2 separate regions of the Homo sapiens genome follow, and region 1 is linked to region 2. The links are chromatin loops, found by intact Hi-C in ENCODE. Cell type or tissue: dorsolateral prefrontal cortex. All regions are shown on one strand.

Region 1 (4,000 bases), 170 kb after region 2:
CAGCAGCTGCCACCTCTTGATAAAAAGTAAGGGCTCCAGTGGGCGCCAGTAAGGAGGAAGTGCAGGAGAGGGCAGCAGAGGGCGCGGCCTCCCGGATATAGCTGGGGGAGCCCCTTCCTTGGGGACGCACACCCCTCCCCATCGCCTGCCTATCAGCTTCCGCAACAGGTTTGGTTGCCCCAAGGAACCAAAAGGCCTAGCTGTTCTCTAAGGAAGAAAATTTCGGTGCGCTGATAGACAAACGGAAAGGGACCTGAACTTGAGGCAAAGGACACAGGGCTAAAACGGCATTGCCCAAGGCTGGTCTGGGGACAGGCAAGGGGAGTGCCTGGATGCTAATTCTGCCTGGGTTGTCCTGCAGTCAGCCTGCAAGTGGCTTGGCAGAGAAACAGAAGCAGCAGAAAGGTAGAGGTGTGGCTCCCAGGAGGGAGCAGATCCAAGGCCTGTGGAAGGGAGGGATAAGGGGAGGGGAGCAGGAGGAGAAGCAGCAGCCTCCAAAAAAGCTAGCATGAAAGTGGTGCTAGAAACGCGAAGGGAGGAAGGCAGAGGGGGATGCTGAGGCCCCCAGAGGGTGAGAGTGTGGCTCTGCCACCTGCGAGCCCCCTCGGCGCCCCAGGGAAGCAGCACAGGCTGGGCCTGCTCCTCCTGCATCCCAGAGTGGGCGGGAGTTACCCAGCACGCTGCGGATCGAGGCTTTTTTCTGCTGCCACGTAGGGCTGCGGTGGGAAAGAGCCTCCCAGCTGCAGAGGCTGTGGGGCCCAGTCACTGGACTTGGAAGGCAGCTGGAACCCTGCCTTCCAAGTTGGGGCCAGAGGGAAGCTGCCATCGCCAGCCTGGGACTGGGCCTTTTTCTTGACCTGGCTGCGAGCCATTTTGTGACACAGAGGTTTCCCCAAAACTAACAGCAGCGTGTTCCCTCCCGGTCTAGGGGAGGGTGGGATGCATTGCAAGAACAGAAACAGCAGCAACGATCCCCATAATGACCCCTAGTATTTATTACATGTTTTTATGTTCCAGACAATATATTCACTACCTTACACGCATCACTTCACCTCTTGCTCTCCACACCCACTGCGATAGGATCTTTGTCTAAAATAACAAATCCATTTTACAGATGAAGACTGAGCCTCAGCGGGGTTAAGTAAGAGGTCCAAAGTCACATCGCTGGTATGTGACCTTTCTTTCTTCCCTCCATTCCCCTTCCCTCCCTCTCTCCCTCCTTCCTTCCCTCCTTCCCTCCCTTCCTCCTTCCCTCCCTCCCTTCCCCCCTTCCTCCCCTCCCCTCCCTCCTTCCCTCCCTTCCTTCCTACTTTCTTCTAAAACATATTGGGCATCACCATTTGCCAGGCACTGTGGGTGAGATGTCAAGGTTCACATATAGGCTCAGCCGACTCCTGAGCTCATAGAATTAACCCTGTCCTCTACCATCTGGGCTGAGTAGGGGACAAGCTGCAGGGGCCAATTCTCATCACTCTTGTGGAGCCCCACTGGGGCTGCTGCCTGCGGTGGAAGGCTAAGAGCAGAATACTCAGACACTTTATCAGGGCAGATCGGGGAGCCCAGTCATCCCTAACTCATGAAGAGAGACCTACAGCCCTCTCTGCCGGTGGCATGACATGCCTCTCCAGGCTGCCCCGCCACCAGCAGGCACCAGGGCTGGCACTATCTCCAGCCGCATCTCCTCCGGGCATTGGGAGCCGCCAATCCTGGCTTTTCGCATTGTTGGTAAACAAGTCTACCCACCAGCCAGGCCTAGGCTCCCTGCTCCCCCACGAGGCAGCCAGCGCCGGATTTATGAGGCCTCCAAACCTCATTCAGACTAATGCAGCTTTTCATTCCCAAATAAAAGGGGCCGCTGTCTGAAAGGACAAGTGCTCCCGCATTTCATTAACATCCCTGAAAACGGCTGAGCTGGCCCGAGTTCCTGCCAGCGAGATTCATGTCTCCCACTGGCTCACAGGTGGGTGGTGAGGGTAGGATTTCCAGGAAGAAACCCAAGACTCCCAGCCCCCTCCCTGGCCTCGTCCCCCCACCCCTCCCCAGCTACTTTGGGTGAGGGACGGGGCACCCAGTGGTGGCCGATCATGCTCTTTGGAGGAGCCCCCTGTGCACGTGTTTTGTTTAGACTGATCCACTCTGGCTCTCAACCCCCCCCACAATCGCAGTGAGTGATGATGCCCTGGGCTCGAGTTACCGAGATTCATGTTCTCTGCTTCCCTGGGAAACCACGGAGTAGACGTGTGCAGTGGCTGAGTGCAGATTCCTAGGACTTGAGTGCCCTCTGCCGAGGCCTGCCTACCTTCAGCTCCCTTCCTGCTACCCAGTAGGCAGGCTGCTGGTCGTGGCTGGACGCTGAAGCCCTGGGGCTTCAGCCACTCCCTTAAATGTCCTACCATGGGGCCAGGCTGCTCTACAAGCCTGCACCTGGGGTGCCTTGCTGAGAATGGGGGAGGGGCTCCCTTGCCCCATCTCACCCCAGCATGGGGCCATGATGAGAGGAAGGCAACCGCCAGCCCTTGCCTGATCTTTGCCAACTGCCTGAGCAGGGAGGGAAGAGAAGAGGCCTTCCCTGTAGCCTACTCTATTGTACAGTGTTCTCTCAATGGCAAAGTGCGTGCTCACCACAAAAGCCGTGCCCCAGCCCTTTGCAGGACACCGTGACCTGCCTTTTGGCTCAGAGACAGGGACCCTTTCATCACCCTGGGGCTTTTGTCCCTCATCCCAGTCCCAAGGGAACAGCACAGCCAGGCTGCCACCTGAGCAAGCAATAAGCCCAGCGAAGGTTGCGTCACCTTAGATTTTTGTCAACAGTCAGGCAAGCTCCTTCCCACTGAAGTCAATTCCTGTGTTTATTGTCAGCTTAACCCACTGCTGTGAGTTATTTCTCAGCAGTGAGGGATACAGGTAGACAAGCCACCGGAGATATGTTATTTTACTGACATCTGTGTTTCAATAGTTCGGGTGCGGTTCTGGTGGAGGAAGAAAGGGATACACAGCAACCCCATTTGTATCTATACATAATGGAACAGAAGCTGATGGGCTGGAAGCAGAGTGGGTTCTGCTGCCGTGTGAGGAGCACTGTGGGGAGAATTATGCACAGGGAACGAACCAGCACCTCCTGGCCTCCCAGGTTCTGGCAATAGGCTCCCTTTCTTCAGCACCATGGGTGGGGACCAAAGTTGCTTGCTCACTCACTCGCTCATTCATCCATTCCCTAATTAATTTATTCATGTACTCATTCATTCCATCACATCCATTCACTCATTCATCTGTTTATAGGATCATCCATTTATTTTCATCCACTCAATCACTCACTTGTTCATTTACTCAGTCCCTTACCCATTCATCTACTCACCATTCAGTGATTCTCTGATTACTTCTTCTAATCCCTCAATGACCCACTCATTCACTTATTCTTCCATTAATTTTGCTTATTTGCTCACTTGCCCCCTCACGCATTTTCTTACTTACATTCATCTGCTTACTTATTATTCACTCATCCATTCATTCATTGACTTAGCCATCTATTCTTTCTTCAATCACCCAGTTGTTCATTCATTCATTTACTTTCAGTCCTCTGCTTGGTCACCCACTCACTCATTTACTCACACACTCATCCATTCACTTGCTCAATCACTCTGTCCCTCATGCACTGCCTCCTCACCACACCCAGCAAAGACATCTGCCTGCTCCTCCTGTCCTCAGTCACTTTGGGGTCTGAGCCTCAGACACTGCTGCTCCCGCCAGCCACCAGGTGTCCTGGCTTCTTCAGAGCCCCACTCTCATATCCTCCACTTTATGATGAAATTCAGCAAACTTCAAGATTCTGCCAACATCCCTGACCCTGGAGAGGGTCTGGGCATTTGTCCTACGAGCAGGGACCAAGGCCCAGAAAGACCCAGAGTCCACGTCTGGTGATGGGCATAACATCCGAGGTGTCCCACAGTGCCACCTCACTGAGCCAAGAGCCATCCTGGCTTCCACTTACATCATCTCTTGT
Region 2 (4,000 bases):
TTATGTTCTGCCTCGTCTGGCAGGAGGTTGTGACAGCTACTGGGTACATACAGCCCCCAGGGCAGACATAGGTTGGTGTCTTCCTACCTTACTCGTCTTGGCAATATCAGAACAAGCAAAGTCAGCTCACATTTACTGAGCACCTACAAATCTCAGAATGGCAGGCATTGTTCAAAGTACCTTACTTGTATTAACTCATTGATTCACATGGGCACACGACTAGGATGGTGTTATTATCACCCCATTTTAGAGGAAAGAACTGAACCACACAGATATTAGGCCTTTTGCTCAAGGTTCTGTAACTGGGGAGTGACAGAGTCAACACCAGGCTACCCAGCTCCAGAGCCCTCCCTCTTCCCTATGATGACGCATCTCCTCCTACCGAGAGGCTCTACCTGCCCAGCCCCCAACTCATGCCCACTGCCAGGGCAGTCACCCTCTGGGCAGGGACTAGAGGGATCTTTCTAAGGTATAAATCCAAGCCTGTCATTTCCACACTTCAAATACTTCCATGACTCCTTGTAGTCTTTTCAGAATATGGTACAAATTCCTTAGTACAGTTTTCCAAAGCTCTCCACCCCTCCAGGCTCACTTTCCTTCCTACCCTCTCAATTTTTTTGTCCCAGGATGCAAGTTCAGGCCTTAATTTTCCCAGTCTCGCTGGCCCCTGTACCCTTTGTCCTGCTTCTCGTCCCTCTGTTCAGCACCTTTGTATGCCTTCTATTTCCAGGCAAGAATGCTTGTCTTCTTGACCTCTCTTGGGTGAGCTATTCTCCAAGAATCAGCTCAAGTATCACCTCTTCCAGGAAGCCCCTCCTGATTGCTCCTGTACACATGCACAACAGAGTGCGTCAGACGCGATTCTGCTCTTATCCTGAGACTTCTGGGCTTTCATGCCACTGGTAACAACTGCTTGTGTCTGGGTCTGTCTCCCCTATGAGCTATGGGCTGAATATTCCTGTTACCCAAAGTGGAAAGAAGGGTCAGCCAGCTGAGTGGCTCCTGGGGCACTTAAGCATCACTGAGAAGAGCCTGGAATGTAGCGACAAGTGTTTCACATCCTCCTCTCAGGGGCAGCTTCAAGGAAGGGCAGATGAAAATACTAGGTTAGTGCAAAAGTCATTGTGGTTTTTGTTATTATTTTAATGGCACCAACCCAATACCCTCCCCATGATATAAGTGTTATTGCCGGGAAGTGGCATTAGTTGTCATTGTTTATCTATTAACTTATTATAATAGTTCTTTTTTCACCTCTAGGCTTTTATCTACATGTGACATGTAGCAGGGGCTCAGCTGGGGCTAATTAACTCAGGGTTATCTACAGACTGGAAGTTTAGGAGAGGGTTGGTAAACTGCCTGGGGTGGAGGATGAGATCTTCCCCAAACTGCCTTTCAACCAGGAGGGTCTGGGGAGCTGGAAGGATTTCCTTTTGGACAGTGGTGTTATGCAAGTTTGGGGCCAGGGCTGACCTGCTGCGACCATGGAAGAGAAGCTGAGCTCTGCCTACAGGGGGCGCCCTCCTCACCTTTCCTTGCATGGCATTCAGTCTCTTCTCCAATTCAGTGTTGACCTGATATCTAAGGCTTGAAAGATGCCAAAGCTTTAGACTGCCCAGGGCCTCCATGACTCGATTTACCCTCATCTAGGTAACCAGAGGCCAACCTGACTCAGTGTGAAGGGCAGCATCTCTGGCCTTGGTGGGAGCTTGGGTGCTGGTGGAACCAGCCCTTCTGGTCTCCAGAGGCAGCATTTGGTCTGTTGAGACTGACACAGAGGCTGCAGCTGATCACAGCCCGGGAGGGGGCAGGTTGGGGTGGTAGTGATTGGGATGACCTTCCTCCCTGTAACCCCTGAGCCTGGGCTTAGCTGCAAAGTGTTGTAGGGCCTGTGGCACAGAGTGCCCCCATCCCCGTGATACGAGGACAATGACAATGGGGAGCTGGTGAAGAGGCTCTTTTGTCCAGCTCCATTTTTTTTTTTTTTTTAATTCAGACTGCCCAGGGCCAAGACCCCAAGTGCTGTACACTGTGAACTGTGTGCAACCTTGCTGCTTGGCAAAAAGTTGTGTTCTCGATGCCAAATGTTGACACACTGAATTCAGTATCGACGAGGGACCTTTTAGAAACATTCAGCATAACATAATAAACTAATTCATTAGCACCCCATGGGTCTGAATGGGTAGGAGCTGAAGCTTGGAAAACATCGCCTTAAGGAATGACAGATGAAAATATCTTCCCCATGATATCACTGTTATTGCCAGGAAGTGGCATTAATTGTGATTGCTTATCTATTAATTTATTATAATTCTTTTTTCACCTCCAGGCTTTTACCTACACATGACATGTACCAGGGGCTCAGCTGGGGCTGATTAATGCGAGGTTATCTGGGAATGGCTCAAAGCTGGTTGGAACAGATAATGGCAGCTGGGGTAATTAAAATATCTTCTGCATGGAAGAAGCAAATTTGGAGAATTTTTTTTAGAGGCGAAGAGTTGGTGATGTGGGTTTCCTAAAGGGAAGGAGATAAATGCCAGATGCCACTGTCCTCCCAAATAAGCCACAACTGACCAATGGGCACAAAGAGGGAGGATCACGAGGTAGAGGCCTCGGCAACAGGGCCGGAAGTGGATCCTGAAGACCGGAAGCAGGATATGACTGAGGGAGAGGACCAGGAGCACAGCTGGTGCTCCAACCGATGGGGTTCTGCTGGGAGATACTCTGGGAGACCCCGCCCCATACTCCACTGCAGAACTGTGTGTATTGCAAGGGCTATGCCTCCCTGGAAGGGTCCATTCTTCCCGACCCTCAGATTGTGTGGGGAGGAAGGACAGTCAGCTGGAACAGCCAAGGACAGGACCAGGAGTCAGGAGCCAAGGCCTCTTGTCACTGATCTGCTATGAAACTTCAGGAAGTGCCTGATGCCAGGTTTCCCCACCAGTCAATGGGGAGTGCAAAGTGCCCTGTTGCTGGCCTCAAATGTGTAAAGAGGAAAGTCAGAGGGCTTTCTTCTTGCTTTCTTTTTTAAAGTGACAGGGTCTGGCTCTGTCCCCTAGGCTGGAGTGCAGCGGCACAATCTTAGCTCACGGTAGCCTCTAACTCCTGGGCTCAGGCAATCCTTCTGCCTCAGTTTGCCTTCCAAGTAGCTGGGACTACAGGCCTGCCCGACTATGCCTGGCTAATATTTTTATTTTTGTAGAGATAGGGTCTCACTATGTTGCCTAGGCTGGTCTTGTACTGGCCTCAAGTGATCCCCTTGCCTTGGCCTCCCAAAGAGTTGGGATTACTGGTGTGAGCCACAATGTCCAGCCCTAAAATCAGAGGGTTTTGGAACTGGTGTAGCATGGGAGCTGCTGGGATTTCAGGAGGCTCCGTTTCCCCATTGACCTCAATTACCACACCTGAACCAACATGGTCAGGCATTGTGTGGAATCTGAGCCAGCCAGAGGAGGCCAGGGAACACTTGGTGTGGACTTTCAGCATGATAGGTTTCAGCAGAGGGCTTTGGAGCTGGACAGCTCCCTGCTGCGAAAAAATCCTTGCTCTGCTCCTTTCTTGCAGAGTGACTTTGAGCCTCAGTTTCCACGTTTCTATAAAACTGGGAGAGTCTATCTCCCTTGGAAAGTTGTTCTGAATTTTGGATGGGATGGGGTATGTTGAGCACACAGAAAACAAAAGCAGGATGTTTAGTTTATTTAACACTTACACTGTAATAAGTGCCAAGCATTGTTCTAAGCATTTTATGACGTCAATGCACTCAGCGTAACAATCCTGTGAGGTAGTAATATTACTGTCACCACTGTATAGATGAGAAAATGAGGCACAGAGAGGTTAAGTAACTTGCCCAAGGGAGTGGAAGAGTCTCAATTCTAACTCAGGCCAACTGGGATCAGAGTGGTTTTAACTAACTGTTGCTATGATGATGTGTTGACAATTTCACGGATTACTTTCCACATTGCATTGCAGTCATCCATCCGTCCATCCATCCAGCCGTCTGTCCATC

The links. Hi-C counts contacts between places; a loop is a spot of excess contacts. Peaks named below come from ENCODE experiments on the same cell type or tissue, not always from the same donor. Only the 100,000 strongest peaks of a DNase experiment are listed, where the experiment ranks them.
Region 1: a loop joins it to region 2, with 2.5 times the contacts of the local background. A loop is called at or near these places in 3 of 110 quality-filtered maps.

Annotation. Positions count from the first base shown.
Region 1 is chr1:37,036,145-37,040,144 of GRCh38, forward strand. No RefSeq gene overlaps it. Among named protein-coding and RNA genes, the nearest start is that of GRIK3, 3.6 kb to the left of the region's middle. RefSeq lists an enhancer at 1,868-2,428. In dorsolateral prefrontal cortex, a CTCF peak has its summit at 2,281 (motif pointing left); DNase peaks (open chromatin) are centred at 800, 1,797 and 2,277; H3K4me3 peaks cover 685 bases; H3K27ac peaks cover 1,013 bases; H3K27me3 peaks cover 2,372 bases.
Region 2 is chr1:36,862,872-36,866,871 of GRCh38, forward strand. All of the region lies in intron 5 of GRIK3 (glutamate ionotropic receptor kainate type subunit 3), which reads right to left. Among named protein-coding and RNA genes, the nearest start is that of GRIK3, 170 kb to the right of the region's middle. In dorsolateral prefrontal cortex, a CTCF peak has its summit at 1,516 (motif pointing right); a DNase peak (open chromatin) is centred at 1,486.